Linked DNA regions of Homo sapiens: regions 1 and 3 are each linked to region 2. The links are chromatin contacts, found by Hi-C or POLR2A ChIA-PET in ENCODE. All regions are on one chromosome and are shown on one strand. The core of a region is the stretch at or near the end of the contact, and the rest is flanking DNA. Distances in the headings are between cores, read along the strand shown.

Region 1 (2,700 bases), core at 14-2,513, 410 kb before region 2:
GTTAGGGGTCCCCCAATCTCAACTCGCCATTCGGGACGCATAATATCCCCGAGCAAACGTCTGGAGAGCAGTGCCCCGATCCCGGCCTAGCGCCGTCCGGTAAAATTTCGGAAGCCCGAGGGTGTGAGCAGGAAGCTTTTGCGAAGCGGCGCGGGAGGAGGGGTGCTGGAGGCGGAGGGTAGGCCCTTTCACCGTTCGCACCCCACCCGCGGTGTCCTTGCCCCTGTCCCGGGATCCTCTTCTCCGTTACCCGCAGGGCTGTATCTGAGCGATCCGGGTTAGGGGGGCGCAAAACCCCATCCGCCCATTTCCGCACCAACGTCTCTACGCAAGGCGCCCCAAAACCCAGGTGGAGCGGGGCAACCCCGTTAAAAGTCATTCCTGCAGGGCGCATCCAAAACGGAACGCCGAGGTCCCGGAGCCGAGCGCGCAGCCAGACTGAACCGGGTGCCCGGGTGTCGCCGCGGCGTCTCGGGCACCTCCCATCCCCACTGCTCCCGAGGCTCTGGCTCCCGCAGCTCAGACGCCCGGAGCCCCAGGGCCGGCGCCCTCCCGCCCCGGGTCCCGCACTCACCTTGAAGGCGACGGGCAGCGTCTTGTTGCAGCGCCAGTGCGAGGGCAGCACGGAGCAGAGGAAGTTGGGGCTGTCGGTGCGCACGAGCTCGCCTGCGTGGTCCGCCAGCACGTCCACCATCGAGCGCACCTCGGGCCGGGCGCGCCCTCCGGGCCCCACGGCCGCCTGCGCGCTCAGCGCGCCGCTGTTCTCGCCCATCTTGCCGCCGCCGCCGCCGCAGGGGAAGGCCGGGGAGGGAGGTGTGAAGCGGCGGCTGGTGCTTGGGTCTACGGGAATACGCATAACAGCGGCCGTCAGGGCGCCGGGCAGGCGGAGACGGCGCGGCTTCCCCCGGGGGCGGCCGGCGCGGGCGCCTCCTCGGCCGCCGCTGCCGCGAGAAGCGGGAAAGCAGAAGCGGCGGGGCCCGGGCCTCAGGGCGCAGGGGGCGGCGCCCGGCCACTACTCGCCAGGGCCCGCCCGCTGCGAGGCCTCGCTGGCCCGACGGCCGCCCGCAGCCTGCCCGGCTAGTCCCGCATCCTCGGCGCGCGGCCCCGCGTGCGGCCGCCCCTCGTGGCTGTCCCGGCTGCCTGGGCCGCGGCGGGGCCCGCGCGGGGCTGTGCCGCTGCCGCCGCCTCCCGCCCCGAAGCTCGCCCGCGGCCGCCCCGACTCCGCGGCCGCAGCCCCAGAACAAATCCTCCAGAATCAAGTGGCGGGGCCGCGGCCGCCCGCGCGGGGTTAGTACCCCCGGGGCCCGCGGGGCGGGGCTGGCGGAGCGACGCGTCGCACAGCCAATCGGCGGAGCCCCCATCGCGGGCACCTCGGTGGCGTTCGCGGGGAGGAACGGGGCCTGCCGGAGGCCGCCCAACGGGGAGGGGCGGAAGGCGCCACCCCGCGGAGGAGGCCCCAGTGCCACAGCCCAGGGCCCCCGAGAGCTCTGGGAGCCCGGGGCAAATGCTAGAAATTTGCTTAGAACGTCCGGGTCCCACGGAAGGCGCCCTTGCCGCCCTCTCTCGGGTCGTAGCTCCCTGACGCTGGGGCGCAACCCCTTCGCTCCTCCTCCCCGCTGGCCGCGGCCGGGCTTCCCCAGCTCTTGCTGCTTCGGGCCTGTGACTTCTGCAACCCCGGGCTGGGGGCCGCGGGGTCTCAGGGCCGGTGACGCCGCACTGGGAGCCGCCCCAAAGAGGTTACTCACCTCCCTCGTCCCGCACATTATTCTGACCCAAGAGCCTCCACCCCACACGGGATTTTGCGCGTCGTCCACGCCCGGCCGGCGGCCTTTGCTGCTCCCAGCCCTGCGCGGCTTTGGTCCCAGCCTCGGTGGCCCCTGTGCCAAACCGGGGACAGGCGGAAGGGAGTCTCCTAGGGACCCTAAGTAGCCTGGGGCCAACAACCCCTTTCCTCTCTGCTCTCCCCTCAAAACAAGTTTCAGGATCTTGCAGGCCTCGCGGCGTCGTTCTTCGTTGTGGCGGCCTGTGGCTCTTTGAAAAACACGACGAGGCCTGCAAAATGCGTTTTTCTTTTTTTCCTTTACGCATGTAACCACGGTCCTGCATCGTGAAACGGTACGCGCGTCGGTGGCAAAAGAAAAACAGCAGTGGCTGCAAAGCTAAGGGCCCTCGCTTTCAGAGGAGAGAATTTTCTTTCTCCATGCGGGTGGAAAGTGGCCTCTGCGGGTCCAACCCCACTTCTTCTTGGGCCCGTGCGCTCCGGCTGCGCCGCAGGGACCGCGGACAGCTTCGCCAAGGCACTGCCTGCCCGCCCGGCTCCGGGTCCCCGCTCCCACTCCCAGCCGCGTGGCCCAACCTCTCCTGGGCTTCACTGCAAATCACCCCTTCCTCTCCCGCCTCCTAAGTCTGTCGAGCAGACCTAGGGGCCGGCTACAGTTGGGAGGGCAACGGGAAAGATCAAGCCACAATCATTCCGAATTATCGCCCCAGACACCTCCCTAGACTCTGGGGAACGAACGCGTGCTGAGCCTCCCCGCCGCTTTGGAGACGGGGCTAGATTTTCGTTGCCTCCGGCTCTCGACAGGTGCAAAACAATGAATTCCAAGCCTCGGAAGCAAAGAAGCTTAGGATCCGACGGTGGCCGCAAGATCTCATCATGGATCTGACCCCTGCTCAGCGCGCGCCATTTCGTCGTTGCCA
Region 2 (2,746 bases), core at 159-2,658:
TTTCATCCATCAAAGGAAACAACAGTCACCTTGGTTCCCATCCCACTCATATACTGCCGCCGTACATGTCAATCAGATGAACCTGTGCGTATCTCTTAACGACAATTGACCCACCTTTTTAACTGAAGTGAAGGGGGGTTCTGCTCCGCGACCACTTCCTGGATCTCTCCCTTCACCCTCTGTGTTCTTTCGGGTGCACCATCGGGTCAAAGCCGCAGCAACGCCGTCTCTGTGTGATCGCATGTGCCCTTCTGCACACGACCTTCCCCCGAGAGTGACCAGCTACCGGACAGGCACCAAGGAGGGCTACCGAGCACCTCCCGGACCGGCGGCTGCAGGATCGCGAGCGCCTCCGCTAGGGAGACCGCACGTTGCGCCTGTGCTTCCTGCGGTGGCGCCTTCTGCAAGGAGACCTCGACCCTGCTCCCTCTCCGGGGCTGGATCTGACTCCTTGACGGTGATTCCAGACGCGAGACCCAAACTGACGGCTTCTAGAAGAGGGGCGAGCCCGGCCGCAAGTCTTTCACGTAGCTAAGTCATCGTTGCTTCCGGCTTCTTACCGTTCTCCCCTTTGTAAACGGTTACCTCCCGAAAACCCAGGCTCTCCTCCAACAGTGGTTCTCAAGCGAGGCGATCTTCCCCGGGAGGGGATATTTGGCAAAGTCTGGGGGCATTTTTGGTTCACTGGGGCTGCTACTTGCATCCACTGGGTAGAGGCGGGGGATGCAGCTACACAACCTGCGAAGCACGGGACAGCACCCTCCCCAACCCAGACAGAATTAGCCGGCCCAAAACCTCAGTAGTGCCCAGGCTGAGAAACCCTGCCTTAAACAAACAACAAAGAAAGGCCAAGTCCCATAAGTGGGTCACCGCGCCGAGACTGGGGTCCACGGGACACCCCAGCCACGCCAAGCCGGGAAGTCCCCGCCTCCTGGAGCTGAACCCGCCCCTCTCCCAGAGGTGGAGCTGCGGGGGGCGGGAACAGGCACGGAGAAAATAAACAAGACTAAAAAGTCCTGAGTAGCGCTGTGTGGCCGCAAACCTGAACCCACCTTTTGCACCACGCGGGACCCGGCACTCTTCCTGCCACCCACCCCTGAGAGGGCTGCGCGGCCGACCCCAGTACTAGAAAACACTCGTCACCTCACTCAAGACGGGTACGAAGGCCAACGGACGCCTTCCTTTAGAACGCTCAGCACACAGAGCAACTTCTCACGCCTACTCTCAAATGGCGTACTCCAAACTAGCACTCCCGACGTCCAGCTGTGAACCCAGAGCGGCGGAAAGCCCCTGAACCCAGCGCCCGGGCATGCGCAGACGCGTTGTTGTGGTGGGCGTGGCTCCCTCCGGACCCGGCGCCCCGCCCTCCGCCCCGTGTCCGCATGCGCGACTGAGCCGGGTGGATGGTACTGCTGCATCCGGGTGTCTGGAGGCTGTGGCCGTTTTGTTTTCTTGGCTAAAATCGGGGGAGTGAGGCGGGCCGGCGCGGCGCGACACCGGGCTCCGGAACCACTGCACGACGGGGCTGGACGTAAGTGTCGGGCGGGGAGTGGGGGTAAGAGAGTAGCGGCCGCAGGCTGGAGAGGCCTCGGAGCCGGGGCCGTCTGACGGGCTGGTGCCCACAGCACAGGCTCGTTGCCGCCACCCTCCCGGAAGCCGCAGACCCGGGCTGAGCCGCCGCGGACCTCTCCTCTCCTGGGTCCGGCGGCGCCAGGAGAAGGCGACGGCGTCCAGACCCCGCCAAGACGGAGAGGGGACCGCGCCCTCCCCCGGGACACCCCAGGATCCCTGGAAAATCCCCCGATCCCCCACTTCACAGCTGGACAAGCCGAAGCCCCGAGAAAGGAGCGTGACCCGGCCAGCTCCCTCAGCGAGGGGTGCCCCGGCTAAAGGTGGCTCCCCCATCTTCCAGCGGCGTCCCTCGAGACCTAAAAGTCCCAGAGTTTGGAGGGCGGGGTCTGGCTTGAGCGTACCAGTCGTCGTGCAAAGAAAAATGGATTCGGGGTGGGGCCATTGGGATGAACCGAAAATAACACTTATTGAATTGCAGTTCTTCCCGGGGAAGAATCAAATGAGTGAATTTCCTAAATTGAACTTGTCCCAAAGGCATCTTAGCATTGGCTGTAATCATATATTTTAATATTTAATTTTTAAAAGAGAAGTTAAAAATGGGAGACGTTGCTCTATTGTAGGGTGTCATATTTTTGGACAACCATAATTGCTGGCTACAAAGTATCTTAAGGAAGTCAAGTTCGCTGTAGGAGTTTGGGTGTTGTTATTCGCAAGTTATATGTATTTCAGGCTTTTTCATACTCTGAAATAGAGATAACATGGCTGTATCTCAGGTCTCTACTGCTCGGCTTACAGGAATGTTTTATATAATTTGTAAAGACAGCTTGGGTCGGCTATATTTAAATAGCAGTTGGATTTTTGTAATCTGAATTACTATTAACCACGATTCTGTGCTTGCTTTTGGCTGGAAACACCCGTTAGGATCAGAGATAGGGATATTAAAGTGGATGTTCTTTATATAGAAATGACACCAAAAGGCAGGCTTGCAGAAAGAAAAATAATGAATGAAGTGAAAGGAAATGATGTGGGTAGAGGTAAGAACTGCAGTGCAGTGTTTAATTTCTTGATTTAGGTGTGAAGAAACACACGTTCTGTGATAAAATATGTAAATTAGAGAAATATTTTTCATTTGAATCTGTAATTCCACTCAGAGCCAAAGTTTATCACTTGTCTC
Region 3 (2,700 bases), core at 13-2,512, 300 kb before region 2:
GTCTTGCCCACACCTCATTTGGCAGCACTTTTTTTTTTTCTTCCGTTGACAACTCGCCTATAACTGGGCCTTTGCAAAGTCCTTTCTTGGTTTTCTGTGACACGACTCTCTTTCCCATTCACATTCTGGTCTCCCTGGTTCGGCCACTACAGCCAGCAGCTGCAGGTCTGGGAAGAAGCCTCACTGAGTCAGAGGAGCCGCCTAGGTGGGAATAGCAGCGGCCGGCCTGCCTGGAACATTCAGGAAGCTGTGGCATCTACTAGCCTCTCTTTCAAAGGACAGGGAGAGTGTTTGTTAATCCAGAGTGGGTTGAAGGGAGGTCTTGTAAGGCACTTTCTATGGTTTGATTCCCATTCTACAGGTGAGGAAACTGAGGTACATGAAGTCACTTCCCCAAGGCCACCCTAGGCTCGTCTAGCTGGGATCTGAACCCAGGCCTGCCTGGCTCCACGTTCTTCATCCTCACACCCTGCTACCTCCTTGTTGCACCAGAGGGGGTCCCTGTGCAACCCAGGTCTGGCTTTCCTGCTGGAAGGACTTAAAGGATCTCTCTTGCATGTGGAATTTGAGGTGCATTTAAACATTGTCCACACTAAGCCTGGTACGGAAGATGGCCACCGATCTTGGGGCAAGGTCTTCTCCCTTGGTCCTGTGTCTCCACGCCCAGGCCTGGTATGCAGCAGGTGCTCATGAGTGTCAGGAGCTGGACAGGAACAGTCAGGATGCCTTTTGTGTTTCTGCCAGTGTCGCGAGCACCTGCTCTGGGGCATGCACCAGGCTGGGTTCCAGGATCTAACAGGAAGGAGAAGCTGGTCCCATCACTGGCCTCAGAGGTCAGTGTCTAGCAGGGTCATTCCATGTCCCCTCGTCCAAGCCTCCTCTGGTCAGACTTCCTCTGAGGGGACAGGGGGTTGTTAAATATGCAAAGGATGTGGATTTTGGAGTCAGACACATCTGAGCTCCAATTACAGCTCTGCCACTTATTGGCTGTGCGTGTAACCTCAGACCGATGGCCACCTCTCAGCCTCGGTACAAACGACAATGCCTCATTCTAGGCCCTTGGTGGGCAGACCCCCAGCAGGGCTAGGAGTCCCTTGAGCCCCAGGGAGGAGGAAGCCCGTAGGCAGGAGGGGTTCGGCTGTGGACAGGGGACCTGGCAGTCAGCTCCCAGAAGCTTCCGACCGTTGGTGGCTGTGGAGAGCGAAGCGGTATGCAGGGGAAATGAAAAGAGGCCAGACGTCGTCCAGGCCGCAGCACGCAAGGGCACCTCACTCCGCTCCTTCGTTCCCTCCCAGGCTCAGAAAGGGGAAGGCAGCCCAGACCAGGAAGTGGCCAGCTTCTGATGGCCACCGCATGGGGACCGCACCAGCCCCAGCAGGAAGTGGCTGGCCCCTTCCCACCCCCTGCCGAGCCAGGCCCTCCTGCACTCACACTTGGGAACCAGCCAGCCTGAAAGTCCCTGTTCTCAGGTTCTGGGACCAGCACTGCATTCTTAGAAGCCTGGGTCCGGCCGGGGCCCCTGATGTTGTGGCTGGGGGTCCACAGACCTGGGTTCTCAGCCCCGCTTTGCCACTTCCTCGCCCTGAAGCCTCAGCCAAGTTGCTTCCCCGTCTGGACCTGTTCCTCGTCTGTTAAATGGGGTGATCACCCACCACCCGCCGCCTCAGAGGGACAGTGAAAATGGGGAGTCCTGAAAGGCCAGAGCTGGAAAGTCCCCGAAGAGTCCTTACAGAGGAGGCAGGTGGGAAAGGAGGGAGATTGTCCCCGGTCCCACAGCCAGTGGGTAGCAGGGCCGTGAGGTTCTGGAAAGAGCACTGCATTGGGAGGTAGCACTTGGCCCAAGCCTCACTCAGCTCCTTCCTAGCTATGGGACCTTGGCCAAGTCAACCAAGGCCCCTGGGCCTTTTCCTACAAGACAGCAAACCTCGTCTCCCAGGGCTCCTGGGGCGCGCAGATGCTCCGTACTGTGTTGTGAACAGGAAGGGCTTCTTGCTGGAGGTAGACTGGAACTCAGATCTCAAGGGTTCCCGTTCTTTGCTGCCCCTCCCCTGAACTCCATATGCAAGGAGTGGGGTCTGGCACCTCCTGAGGGGAGGACTCCTCTTGCTTGCCTCTACCCCTGCCTCCCCCCATTGGGTGAGAGGTGGCAAATCTCTTTCCTTGATTCCACTGAGTCACTGGAGGCCGTGCTCTTGGAGGAGCTGCGTGTGAAGTCACCTCTCCCACATCAGCAGCCAGAGACGCCATTGCCACTGACACTGTGGCACCCAAACCCCCGTCTACTGCAGGCTGGCAGAGCCCTCCACAGACCCCGGAGCCCAAACAGCCTTTGTGGTGCAGCCAAGGGGTAAGGGGGAGGCTGGGCGGGGCCCGGAGCAGCCCTCCAGCAGCAGGCTTCCTGATGCTGTTGGCACCACTGCCCAGTCCCAGCTCAGGCTTCTGGAGAGTGGGCCTCAGGATGGCAGAGCTGGCAGAGGAGGTAGAGGCTAGCCCATCGTGGGGACAGAATGAGAGTCCATGGACCTAAAGAAGAGCTGGGAACCGCAAATCCCATGTGGAATTATGGGATATGTGTGTGTGTGTATGTATGTGTGTGTGTGTGTATGTATGTGTGTGTGTGTGTGTGTGTGTTCATATACACACATTATCTGCATTTCCCAAGGAGGAGGGTCAGGTTTCATCAGATTCTCAAAGACAAAA

Evidence for each region. A loop is a pair of places that touch in the nucleus more often than their neighbours do. ChIA-PET counts read pairs that join two places held with the same protein, here RNA polymerase II (POLR2A). Pooled maps may share reads with other maps.
Region 1: a map with no recorded cell type shows a loop between it and region 2 (14-fold over the local background). The contact joins the promoter of RUNX3 here to the promoter of TMEM50A in region 2. A Hi-C loop is called at or near these places in 4 of 37 single-sample maps with no recorded cell type and 9 of 50 pooled maps.
Region 3: a loop to region 2 is called in a map with no recorded cell type, with 8 times the contacts of the local background. The contact joins the enhancer-like site here to the promoter of TMEM50A in region 2. A Hi-C loop is called at or near these places in 2 of 37 single-sample maps with no recorded cell type and 7 of 50 pooled maps. POLR2A ChIA-PET finds 5 or more read pairs at or near these places in 1 of 52 experiments (T-cell).

The regions. Positions count from the first base shown.
Region 1 is chr1:24,929,013-24,931,712 of GRCh38, forward strand. RUNX3 (RUNX family transcription factor 3) reads right to left here and starts at 1,264. Exons shown (of 5, transcript NM_004350.3): 1 at 575-1,264. The coding sequence starts at 856. It overlaps RUNX3-AS1 (RUNX3 antisense RNA 1), which reads left to right and starts at 1,445. Exons shown (of 4, transcript NR_183341.1): 1 at 1,445-2,700. RefSeq lists enhancers at 1-204, 1-32, 205-938, 2,378-2,700 and silencers at 503-942, 1,143-1,612.
Region 2 is chr1:25,336,926-25,339,671 of GRCh38, forward strand. It overlaps TMEM50A (transmembrane protein 50A), which reads left to right and starts at 1,409. Exons shown (of 7, transcript NM_014313.4): 1 at 1,409-1,531. It also overlaps a transcript of RSRP1 not described here. RefSeq lists silencers at 1-247, 1,239-1,358.
Region 3 is chr1:25,032,814-25,035,513 of GRCh38, forward strand. No RefSeq gene overlaps it. Among named protein-coding and RNA genes, the nearest start is that of LINC02793, 7.0 kb to the right of the region's middle. RefSeq lists enhancers at 909-968, 1,649-1,708. Within about 2 kb of position 1,263, at least 12 of the 41 ENCODE cell types and tissues checked have a DNase peak (open chromatin) inside an H3K27ac peak, as active enhancers do.